Regions from separate parts of the Homo sapiens genome. Here region 2 is linked to region 1. Evidence: chromatin loops called from intact Hi-C (ENCODE). Cell type or tissue: PC-3. All regions are shown on one strand. Each heading gives the region's core, and the rest is flanking DNA. Links, peaks and the distances in the headings are about the cores only.

Region 1 (5,393 bases), core at 335-5,334:
TTCCTTTCTCTCTTTCTTTCTCTCTCTATCACACACACAGACAGCACATTTAGCCTCTGAGATTGATATGGACAAAAGGGAGTTTGGAAATGCACTAGCTAAACAAAAGTGGCTCCATATTGGCTAAGGTTTTCCTTACCAGAGTTTATTGAATGATTATTCAATGAATAAATAGTCATTTATTTATTGACTTATTCCTTTGAAAAACATCATTTTATCATAAATTAATTTTCCATATAGAGTAAGCATCATTACATTTCTGGACTATGTACTCCTTTTTTTTTTTTTAATTTCTACTAAGAACCAAACTGTCTTAGTTCCTGTAGTTCTTATTTGTACTGAGACGCTGTCAGAGCCAGTAACTGTGTTTCTGGGACTTGGCTGCCAAAAATCAGGAAGACACATATTCCTATTGATGATTGCATGTCCATTTCTCCCAGCTGTGTTTTGTAGGCCAGAATAACCTCGCTCATTAAGGTTGTCTGACTAAGTTAAATTTATGAACAGCCCTTGGGAAGAACTTATTTTCCACAAAAAATATGCATTGTTCTGAATTTGATCACAATCATATGGGTTCCCCAGAGTTAGATCTAGGAGCTTAATACTTCTCTCAAATCTTTACAATATTTCTGTTGATCAAAAAAGTTATCTCATGGTTTTGAAAGGTGAGCTACTAATTTGAAATACCTTAGAGTAGATCTATATCCTGGCTGGCATTCTTTTAAATGTATATCTTAAAAAAATCAATATGGCTTTTAGGTGATTTGCATACCTGTGCTTCTGCTGTAGCAATTAGGAAATTTAACCTTTTCCACCTCTCCCTCTCTCTCTCTTTCTCTCTCTCTCTCTCACACACACGCACATTATATGTACTTATTTTTTAATTTTACAAGAATTGAATCATAGTTCTGCACACATGCAAAGTAAATGCTTTTCCTTTACCAACTATATAATAATTTCCATCCTGTCTATCTCTCTATGTATTTTATCATCTAAAAATCTCATTCTAAGAAAACAGAACCCCATTCTATATGTGAACCATAATTTATTAAACAATTTACCATGTTGAGCATTTTATATATTTATGTATAGTCTTTTTGCATATACTCTTGTATAATAAAAAGACTTGTGGGCACAAAGTAAAACAAAGTAATTTAATTTTTATATTTCTCATTTTCTAAGTCTTCAATATATGGAGGTTGCACCTGGTCATCTCTGATGTTATGCACAGTTGAAACCCTCTGTTTTCTTGTGAGGTCCAGTGCAGGCCATTCATATGTGTGGAAGTGCTTTGAAATACTCTAAATAATTCTAAAAAATAAGATGATATCATTATTATTATTGCTTAAAGATAATAGGCTAGAGATCTATAATGGGATTCTAGAGGGACATTACAGTACTATAATATAAAGGCTCAGGTTAAAATAAAGTCTATATAAGTAAGCCAGACACTGATTACTATAGTTTTGAAAGCCAAATTTTGAATCCGGAATTAAAAATAAAAGTTATACTATTTTGTCAGCATTAGAAAAGAAATTGTTTATGACACTGGTTGTACATTAGAATTACTAGTCTTTTTTTAAAAAAAAGAATTAAGTGACTTAAAAGATACTCTTAGGGATTTTGACTTAATTGGTACAGAATGAGGTCTGGGTATGGATATTTTTAAAAAATAGCTATGTTATTTAAACATTTAGCCTGGGTTAAAAGTCAACATACGATAAGTTGATTTTTCTACATTTATATTGCTTTTTCCTGCTTCTGACCCCTGACCTTAACTCTAGATAGAATATTATGGTTTTATGTTCTTATCATCTTGTTACCTTAAAAGCCTATTTAAAATGGTGGGGCATTTGTATCCATTCTTAGACCTACTCACACTTGCTCAATGACCTTGAGTCACCAAACTGGGACTTGACTCCATGGATGTGTCTTGGTTTGGCCTATACATTTCCTCTGAAGGCGATCAGGATGCAACATACAAATGACCAAAAATGAGTGGATTTTCTGTATAATTTTAAATAATTTTAGATTTTGTGTACTGATGGTTTAGCTCTTAAATGACAAATAGAAAATCAGAGTTGGGACTCTACTTTCAATTATATGCTTGATTTTATGGTGCTTTTATTTAACTGTTTGGTACGCCAATGTTACTCAGTTTCCTTAGAAAAATAGGAATATATGCATTCACTAAATTGATGGAAACTGTCCATCAATTCAGTCTGCTCATTAAAAATAGTAATTACTAAACTTTCATCATGTGCATAATACATTAACAAATATAGTGTTTCTCAGTTTATTAAAAACATAACATCAAATTTTACCCTTCTACACACAAAATTGATGTGTTTTATTTCCCAGATTACAGAAAGAACAAAATGAATACTCAATAGAAATTTGTATTTTCAAGATTCTGCTGGTGTAGCTAAGCAATGCCATCATAATGTGAAGTGTTGCTGCCATCTGCAGCATGAAAGACTTATTAAACATATATATTACCTAGGCATATGTAACTGGATTTTAAAAAGTAACAACTGTTTAATTCTCTATTAGTCTTTCTATGTATTTTCTACAGCTAGCTTTCAACATAATTAAAAATATGGTATAGTTTAAAACATTCAATGTACTTAAGAATATAATATAGGTGCCAAAATGAATACTGACATTTTATTTTATTATTTGGTTAAGCTAAAATTAATATTGAAGAGGCAATGAAATGGTAGACCGAAACTGCTTTTATGATTTATTGATATTGGAAAATATTTTCCAAATCTTTTATGTTTAATAAAGTTTTTTATTAATTACTCCAATATAATGTAAACTTTTTCTCAAAGGTATTTTTTCAGGCTTACACATTGGCTACTTTATCTATTATGTGGAATAATAACCACAAAGATAACCACAGAATAACACCACAGATATACTATCAGTGGATAAAAGAGTTAAAGTTGTTTATATGTTACCTTTCTAAATAGAAAGAGTACATAATATTGATGAGAATATTATTAATTCAGGTCTTAAAGGAATAAAAGCATCTCTCCCCTAGTTTTTTGGCTTCCCATTTTATTTCCTTATTTTAAAAGTGATTTCCTTGTGCCATTTCCTGCCCACTCATATTCTTCATTCTGGAAGGTCGACAAAAAGCTAACAGTTTTGTAAAATCTGTCAAGTTACTTAACCTTCCTGAGCATTGATTTTTTTCATCTGTACCTTTGGGCTTATAATGTGTGGCACTGGAATCAGATGAGAAATGTTTGTAAGAAGTCTAGCCCAGTGTCTCATAATGTTCATTAATGCTAGGCTTTATATATTTGTGAAACAAATAGTCTTATCGTGTTTTAATTTTGTTTTGGGCAAAATATCAAATTTTAATATTTGAAATCTCTTATAGTTCCATTGTAATTGTTTTTTAAAAACAATATATTTATAATTAAATCAAAAATGCCTTGAAATGCATTTTCAATAATGCTGATAATAATACTTGGCAGACAGTCATAAAATAGAGGCTCAGCCAGCAAAAGTTACTATGGTTTTTTCCATTTCTTTAACAAGATTTTTAATGAAAATTTTTTTCTTTTTAAAATATATTATAGATCCTTTAAATTATTCAATTCAAATTATTTAAATATGTGATGCCTAAATTTAACACCTAGACAGTTAGAATGAACCACAATACATGTCACTAAGTACAATTCCCACCTATTTTTAATGGCAAAAATTTCACAGCATAAGAAATAGACAAAATCCATTTACACTTATTTAGAGAAATTTTATTAAAAAGAATTTTTTCTTCCAAGGTGAGCAAAACACAATGTAAGGAGAAATGATAAAAATCAAAGTGTATAGAAAGGAAAAAATGCTTAATTTGAAAAGTCAAAATATGATAAACAATAATTTCATTTCCCCTTATTTTAGCAATTAAAGAAACAATAATATAAAACTTACCAAACAGGAGTAAGAGTAAATTATGAAGTAGTAAACGTTTATGTTATTTCCTCAGTTTGTTTTCATTTTGAAAATAAAATACAACAAATCTAAAAATAATGTGTCCATAAACCTCTAATTAAGGCTCAAATGAATTAGAATTTCAGTGTGCAACCTGTCTGGGCTATAACCTGAATTCTTCAGATCATCTATCCAAACCCCTCTTTTGTAGGAAAGTCTGATTTATCTAACAAGTTTTAGCTTCCTTCCTTCCAGATATTATGGCTTCGGAAAGATATTGTTTTGTTCCTCCTTAATACTTGTCAATTCGCTCAGATTCAGTTTCCGAGTTTCAATACAGTTTCTAAACAATTTCGAAAGCCCCTAGAAGATGCTTTGGCCAAATACAAAGTACGTAAATTCAGAAGAAAATATTAGTTGAATCATCATCTAGCACCATCACTTGGAGGATACGTGGGGCACAGCTGAGTGGGACAATGTGGCCTAGCCTAAGAGAGTCTGACCTCATTAAGCACATTCTGATCTTATGCAACCTCTTCATTCTTCATTCTGACTACTATATTTCTATTTCTTCTGTGCCTTTGTTTGTGCTGTGCTCTTCGCTTGGAATGTTCTCCCAGCCAAACACTTCCTAGCTTTGACCCCACTTAGCATGGAAGACACATATTCAACTCATGCGTTATTTGTTAGCTACTCTCTAGGGGTACTAACTTTCCACCTTAAATGGTATTGAATGCTTCCTTTTTTTGTGCCTTTGTGGTACATTCTTTTTATTGTAGCACCTGTAACACTGATTTGAACCTGTTCTTATGAGTGTCATGGCCATACCTTCAGTTTCTAATGACAAAAATTGGAATGAACTGATTTTATATACTAGAGTTCTTAAAATCCTTTACATTCCATATCTAACGAAATGCCAAGTTTTGTCAATTTCTCTTCCTAAACTTGCCTTGCAAGACTGTATGTGATTTAGCCCCTAGCTACTTTTCCTACAGCAGTTCATTTCTCTCTCTTCTTGTTTACTGTACTCCATACTGGCTTCCTGTGCTTCTCAAACTTGCCCAGTTGCTCTTGACTCAGAGCCTTTGAATTTGCTTTTTTTTTTTTTTTTTTTTTTTTTTTTGAGACGGAGTCTTTCTCTGTCGCCCAGGCTGGAGTGCAGTGGTACGATTTCGGCTCACTGCAATCTCGGCCTCCCGGGTTCAAGCAATTCTTCTACCTCAGCCTCCCGAGTAGCTGGGACTACAGGCCACGCTGCCATGCCCAGTTAATTTTTTGTATTTTAGCAGAGATGGAGTTTCACCGTGTTGCCCGGCTGTTCGAGAACTCCTGAGCTCAGGCAAGCCGCCCGCCTTGGCCTCTCAAAGTGCTGGGATTATAGGCGTGAGCCACCGCGCCTGCCCCGCATTTACTTTTATATCTGCCTGGTACACTCTTTTCCTAAATAT
Region 2 (5,393 bases), core at 324-5,323, 50 kb before region 1:
ATTGATTTATACTGGAGTACCTTTAAAAATTAGACAATTGAGGTGGCTCATGCCTGTAATCCCAGCACTTTGGGAGGCCAAAGTGGGCAGATCACGAGGTCAGGAGATCGAGACCATCCTGGCTGACATGGTGAAACCCTGTCTCTACTAAAAATACAAAAAATGAGCTGGGTGTGGTGGCAGGTGCCTGTAGTCCCAGCTACTTGGGAGGCTCAGGCAGGAGAATCGCCTGAACCCAGGCGGCAGATGTTGCAGTGAGCCGAGATCGCGCTACTGCACTCCAGCCTGGGCAACAAGCGTGAGACTCCATCTCAAAAAAAAAAAAAAAAAAAAAGAAAGAAAAAAAAAAGAAAAGAAAATTGATACAAAATGGCCAGTAAGTTTATGAAAAAATGCTCAACATCACTAATCACCAGGGAAATGAAATCCAAACCACAATGAGATATTATCTTTGTACAGTTAAGAATTTTTATCAAAAAGACAAAAAATAACAAATAATGGTAAAAATGTGGAGAAGGGGAAATCTGTTGGTGGGAAAGTAAATTAGAGCAGCCATTATGGAGAACAGTGTAGCGGTTCCTCAAAAATTAAAATTACAGCCACCATATGATTCAGCAATCCCACTACTGTTTTTTTTGAAACAGTATTTTTTCAAAATTTTCAAAACAAAAATTTTAAAGGAAAGGAAATCAATATGTCAGAGGTATCTGCAATCTCATGCTTATTGCAGCACTAACAGTCAATATATAGAATCAACCTAAGTATTCATCAATAGATAAATGAATAAAGAAAAATTCATTCTTAATACACACAATGGAATAAAAATCAGCCATAAAAATGAATGAAATCCTGTCATTGGCAGCAACATGGATGAGCCTAAGGGACATTATGTTAAGTGAAATAAGCCAGGCACAGAAAGAAAAATACTGAATGTTCTCACTCATACATGGAAGCTTAAAAAAATTGATTTCTTAGAAGTAGAGAGTAGAGGCCAGGCGCAGTGGTTCACGACTGTAATCCCAGCATTTTGGGAGGCCAAGGCAGGCGGATCACAAGTTCAGGAGTTCAAGACCAGCCTGGCCAGTATGGTGAAACCGTCTCTACTAAAAATACAAAAATGAGCTGGGTGTGGTGGCAGGAGCCTGTAGCCCAGCTACTTGGGAGGCTGAGGCAAGAGAATAGCTTGAACCCGGGAGGCGGAGGTTGCAGTGAGCCGAGATCGTGCCATTGCACTCCAGCCTGGGTGACAGGATGAGACTCCATCTAAAAAAAAAAGTAGATACTAGAATAGTGGTTACTAGAAACTGTGAAGGGTAGGGAGGAGAGGTATAAAGAGAAGTTGGTTAATGAATACAAAATTACAGCTAGATAGGAGGAATAAATTCTAGTGTTCTATAGCTATGTAGGCTGACTATAATTAACAATAATTTATTGTATATTTTCAAATAGCTAGAAGAGAGGATTTGGAATGTTCTCAACACTAAGAAATGATAAATATTAAAAGTGACAGATATGCTAATTATCCTTATTTTTCATTACACGTAGTACATGTGCATTAAAATGCCAGACTGTACTCCATAAATATGCACAATTATTATGTGTCAAAAACAATTCAAAAGGTAGAAAACAATCTTCCTTCTAGAATAGGCTGAAGAAATATTGGTAACTTTTTTAGCCATCAAAGAGATTTTTTTTTACAAGTTTCAGATTTGTATTAAGCATACTTAATATCAACCTTTGTCATATGTGATAACATCCTTTATGTATTTTATGAGACTCTGATTTTTAAAATATCTATTTCTATGTATTTCTTGCATAATATAATAATGACCAAAAATTCCTATGATTATGCCACTTAAGCACATTGTGGGAAATTAAGTTACTAAAGAGAGTGCAAGAAAGAAATGATTTATGAAATGAAAACTGGTTGAATATCACAAGAATATTTGTATGTGTATAGACTGGACACACAGAGTTTCTTGTTTCTATTTGACCTACCTGATTTCTAACACCAATTAAATGTTAAACCTCTTATTGCTGAGATTAATTATAATTTAGTGCAACAAAATCCAGGACTTTTTACTCCTTTATTAATGGCATTTATAAAATTAGGTCTTCCAAAGAACAAAAGCAGCATCATAAAAATGCAGTTTTATTAGTTACAATAAAAAGGTGAGTCATATTATACATAAAATATTAACCCCTTGTTTGGGGCCACTTATTGAAACTCAACAATAAACTTTATTTAAATTTTCTTCCAAATTATAAGGCAATTATTCAGTATTGAGACTAAAGAGCACTTCGCTCAGTACCAAAGTTTCGGGATTAAAAAAACAGTCTTGACTCTTTAGGTTCTCACCCCAGAGTGAGCTATATAACCTCTCTGGACCTCAGTTTCTTCTTTTGAAAAATGTAGCACCTATACATCACAGACTTTCAATAAGGATTAAATGAGTTAATACATGTATCAGGCATACAACAAAGGCAGGAAACAGTGCTAATTAAATGTTTGCTATTGGCCATTATCATAGATTGTATTTAAGATAACAGAAAATACAATTTTCTAAGGCATTTGTATTTTGCTTTAAAATTGAACCAGACCTAGAAGAATTAGAGTAATCTGTTAGCAGAAAATACAGTTTTGCTATTTCAGACTTTGGTGAATTATTCATTTGCTAATCTGGTTAAGCAAGCTGGAAGCACAGTTCTGTTTTTTATGAGTATTTTGTGTCTTTGAAATTACCTGACTTAAATATTCTAATCCAGGTGGACAGTTTAATGGAGGCTGTGGCGCTGGCATCCATGGTACCCCTGCAGCTCCAACTGGCTGATTATATACTGGCTGATTATACACTGGCTGATTTGGGACAGGAAAGCCAGCTGGGCCAGGACCTGAATGGCCGGCTGGTGGGGGTGGGTAGCTGACCTGGGGCCCAGGGTAGCCACTATATCCTGGAGGTCCTGAAATACAAACAAGTGAAATGATTTGTAACTGCACCAAAAATGGAATTGTCAACCTTTTTAGGGTTATGCCATCTATCTATAAGTTGACATTTCAGCGTAGACATCTGTATCTGTGATGTTTAATACGCTTTTCTCTTTCTGAGATTTTTCAATGAAATATCTGTGGTTGCACATCCACTTCTATTTGGATGATAGTATGCGGTGAATAGCCTTACCCTTACCATTCAAAACTCAGAAGGAAAATATGCTTTAATATCTGAGAAAATGAAAATAAATAACCATGATCTAGAGTCACCTACATAAAGATTCTGGCAAGCCTTCAAGGGAAACAAACACGTCATTGGTAGAAGGCCCAAAATAATGGCTTTGAGTCAGCATTTCTAGGGCCAAAGTATCTTGTGAAAAATGATAATTCTGAAATTCTAGCAAATGCCTTATAATATATGTATAGAACTGGGGGTAGTTTTGCCCCCTCTCTGCCAGGGATATTTGACAAGATCTGCAGACTTTTTTTGGTCACAACTGGAGGGGAAGATAATACTGCATCTGGTGGGTAGAGGCCAGGGCTGCTGCTACACATCTTAAAAGAGCCAGAACAGCTCCCTAAAAATGAAGAATTGTCCAGCCCAAAATATTATAGTGCCACTGTTGAAGGTGAAAGCACGTCATTTCTTTCTTTCCATTTTTTTTTTTTTTGAGACAGAGTCTTGCTCTGTCGCCCAGGCTGGAGTGCGGTGGCATCATCTCTGCTCACTGCAAGCTCCACCTCCTGGGTTCACACCATTCTCCTGCCTCAGCCTCCTAAGTAGCTGGAACTACAGGCGCCCACCACCACGCCCAGCTAATTTTTTGTATTTTTTAGTAGAGACGGGGTTTCAGTGTGTTAGCCAGGATGGTCTCGATCTCCTGACCTCGTGATCTGCCCACCTCAGCTTCCCAAAGTGCTGGGATTACAGGCGTGAGCCACCGCGCCCATTCGTTTAGTACACGTCATTTCTTTTAGTACATTCCAGATGCCTGCTTGGGTTAATCCTTTGCCTTATGTTTTAATCCATAATGTATTGCTTTCCTAAGTCCTTCTTCATTAAAATAAAATTCTATTATAATATTTAGGTTAGAAATTTAAATTTCACAATTTAACATCCTTTGGTCTCTGGAAAATATAATTTGAGAAACAAGGATGGCAAAAAATTGTAAGAGGCAGAAATTTAATAACAGTAAATGTACTTCATATTCTCTGCGAATGTGTGATTACAATGAAGATTTATATACCTGTTTGTATGGTCCACAGTGTAGCAATTCCATAGCAGTGGAATACAATTTCAAAGGACTGTGTTTCTCAATATTTTAACATTAAAGCCTATGCAAAATGTAATACTTAGAATAGGAAATTTACAAATTCTTTTAAATGGATCATTTATGATAAAATTCATTTGCCCTTCAAAAATAAGGCTTAGAAAAACAGAATAAACCTCACAATAATGCATCATAAATATAGCTTTTATAATTTATTCCTTTATGATGAATGAATATTTACAAATGATCATAATGTGACTGGCTGTGTTGTAGAATATGAGGATACAATTCTCAAGGAGGCAGCCTGCTGTCAGAGAGCTTACAGTCAACTTCTGGGAGAAAGAAAACACATTTAAAACAAAAAAAATTCATATGGATGTGATGGAGAGAATGTATGCGAGCGAGGGCAGGGTATGAGGCAGTTACTTTGGGTAAATATAATTTATATCAAGGTCTAAAAGATGAGAAGAGAAAAGCTTTATATGAAGATTAGTGATAAATGCTTCAGGAGGAAAGAAAGGCAAATAGAATACCTCTGACTTTGTAATGAATTTGACAGGCGTAAAAGAGAGAGGAATGTCATAAGAAAGAAGACGACTAGGAAAGGCTGTTAGCAAAGCAACAGGAAGCTGTTCATCAAAGGAGGCCTTAGTAAGGAGTCTGGATTTGGTTCCAATTATGATTGGCAAGTACTGGAGGAATTTAAGCAGAAGAATGAGTTCCATGGTCTTATCTATATCTTACAAAATTTTCAGGAGTGGAAAAGCATTAGAATTTACAATGGAAAACACAGATGCAATCCCTGCCCATCATTGTTTAATGAGAGAGACAACTTTATATCCCCACTTATTCTAGGGAGCTATAATACCAGTGTAATTAATTGATTCATTAGAATTGGAGATAAATGCTTTCAAGTAAGAGACCACGGTTTTATGACTAGAGATGCCAAAGGTCGCTATTGAGATGGGAAGAGAAAAAGGGAAGGAGCAGGAACAGCTGCCTTGAGGGGTCACCTTTATGCTGAGATCTGAAGGATGCACAGGAGTTCAGGAGGCCAGAGTCACAGAAAGAACATTTCAGAGCAACGTCCTGGGACAGTAACTAACATAGGCCTTTAAAAATCTGAAAAATAG

What was found. Hi-C counts contacts between places; a loop is a spot of excess contacts. Peaks named below come from ENCODE experiments on the same cell type or tissue, not always from the same donor. Only the 100,000 strongest peaks of a DNase experiment are listed, where the experiment ranks them.
Region 2: it touches region 1 in a loop (2.4-fold over the local background); 1 of 110 quality-filtered maps calls a loop at or near these places.

Annotation. Positions count from the first base shown.
Region 1 is chr3:146,575,415-146,580,807 of GRCh38, forward strand. It overlaps a transcript of PLSCR5 not described here. Among named protein-coding and RNA genes, the nearest start is that of PLSCR5-AS1, 11 kb to the right of the region's middle. In PC-3, for the core only: a CTCF peak has its summit at 2,453 (motif pointing left); a DNase peak (open chromatin) is centred at 2,457.
Region 2 is chr3:146,525,871-146,531,263 of GRCh38, forward strand. It overlaps PLSCR1 (phospholipid scramblase 1), which reads right to left. Exons shown (of 9, transcript NM_021105.3): 4 at 2,744-2,961. Among named protein-coding and RNA genes, the nearest start is that of PLSCR1, 16 kb to the right of the region's middle. In PC-3, for the core only: no CTCF peak of the experiment used is centred there; a DNase peak (open chromatin) is centred at 3,281; H3K4me3 peaks cover 908 bases; H3K27ac peaks cover 1,437 bases.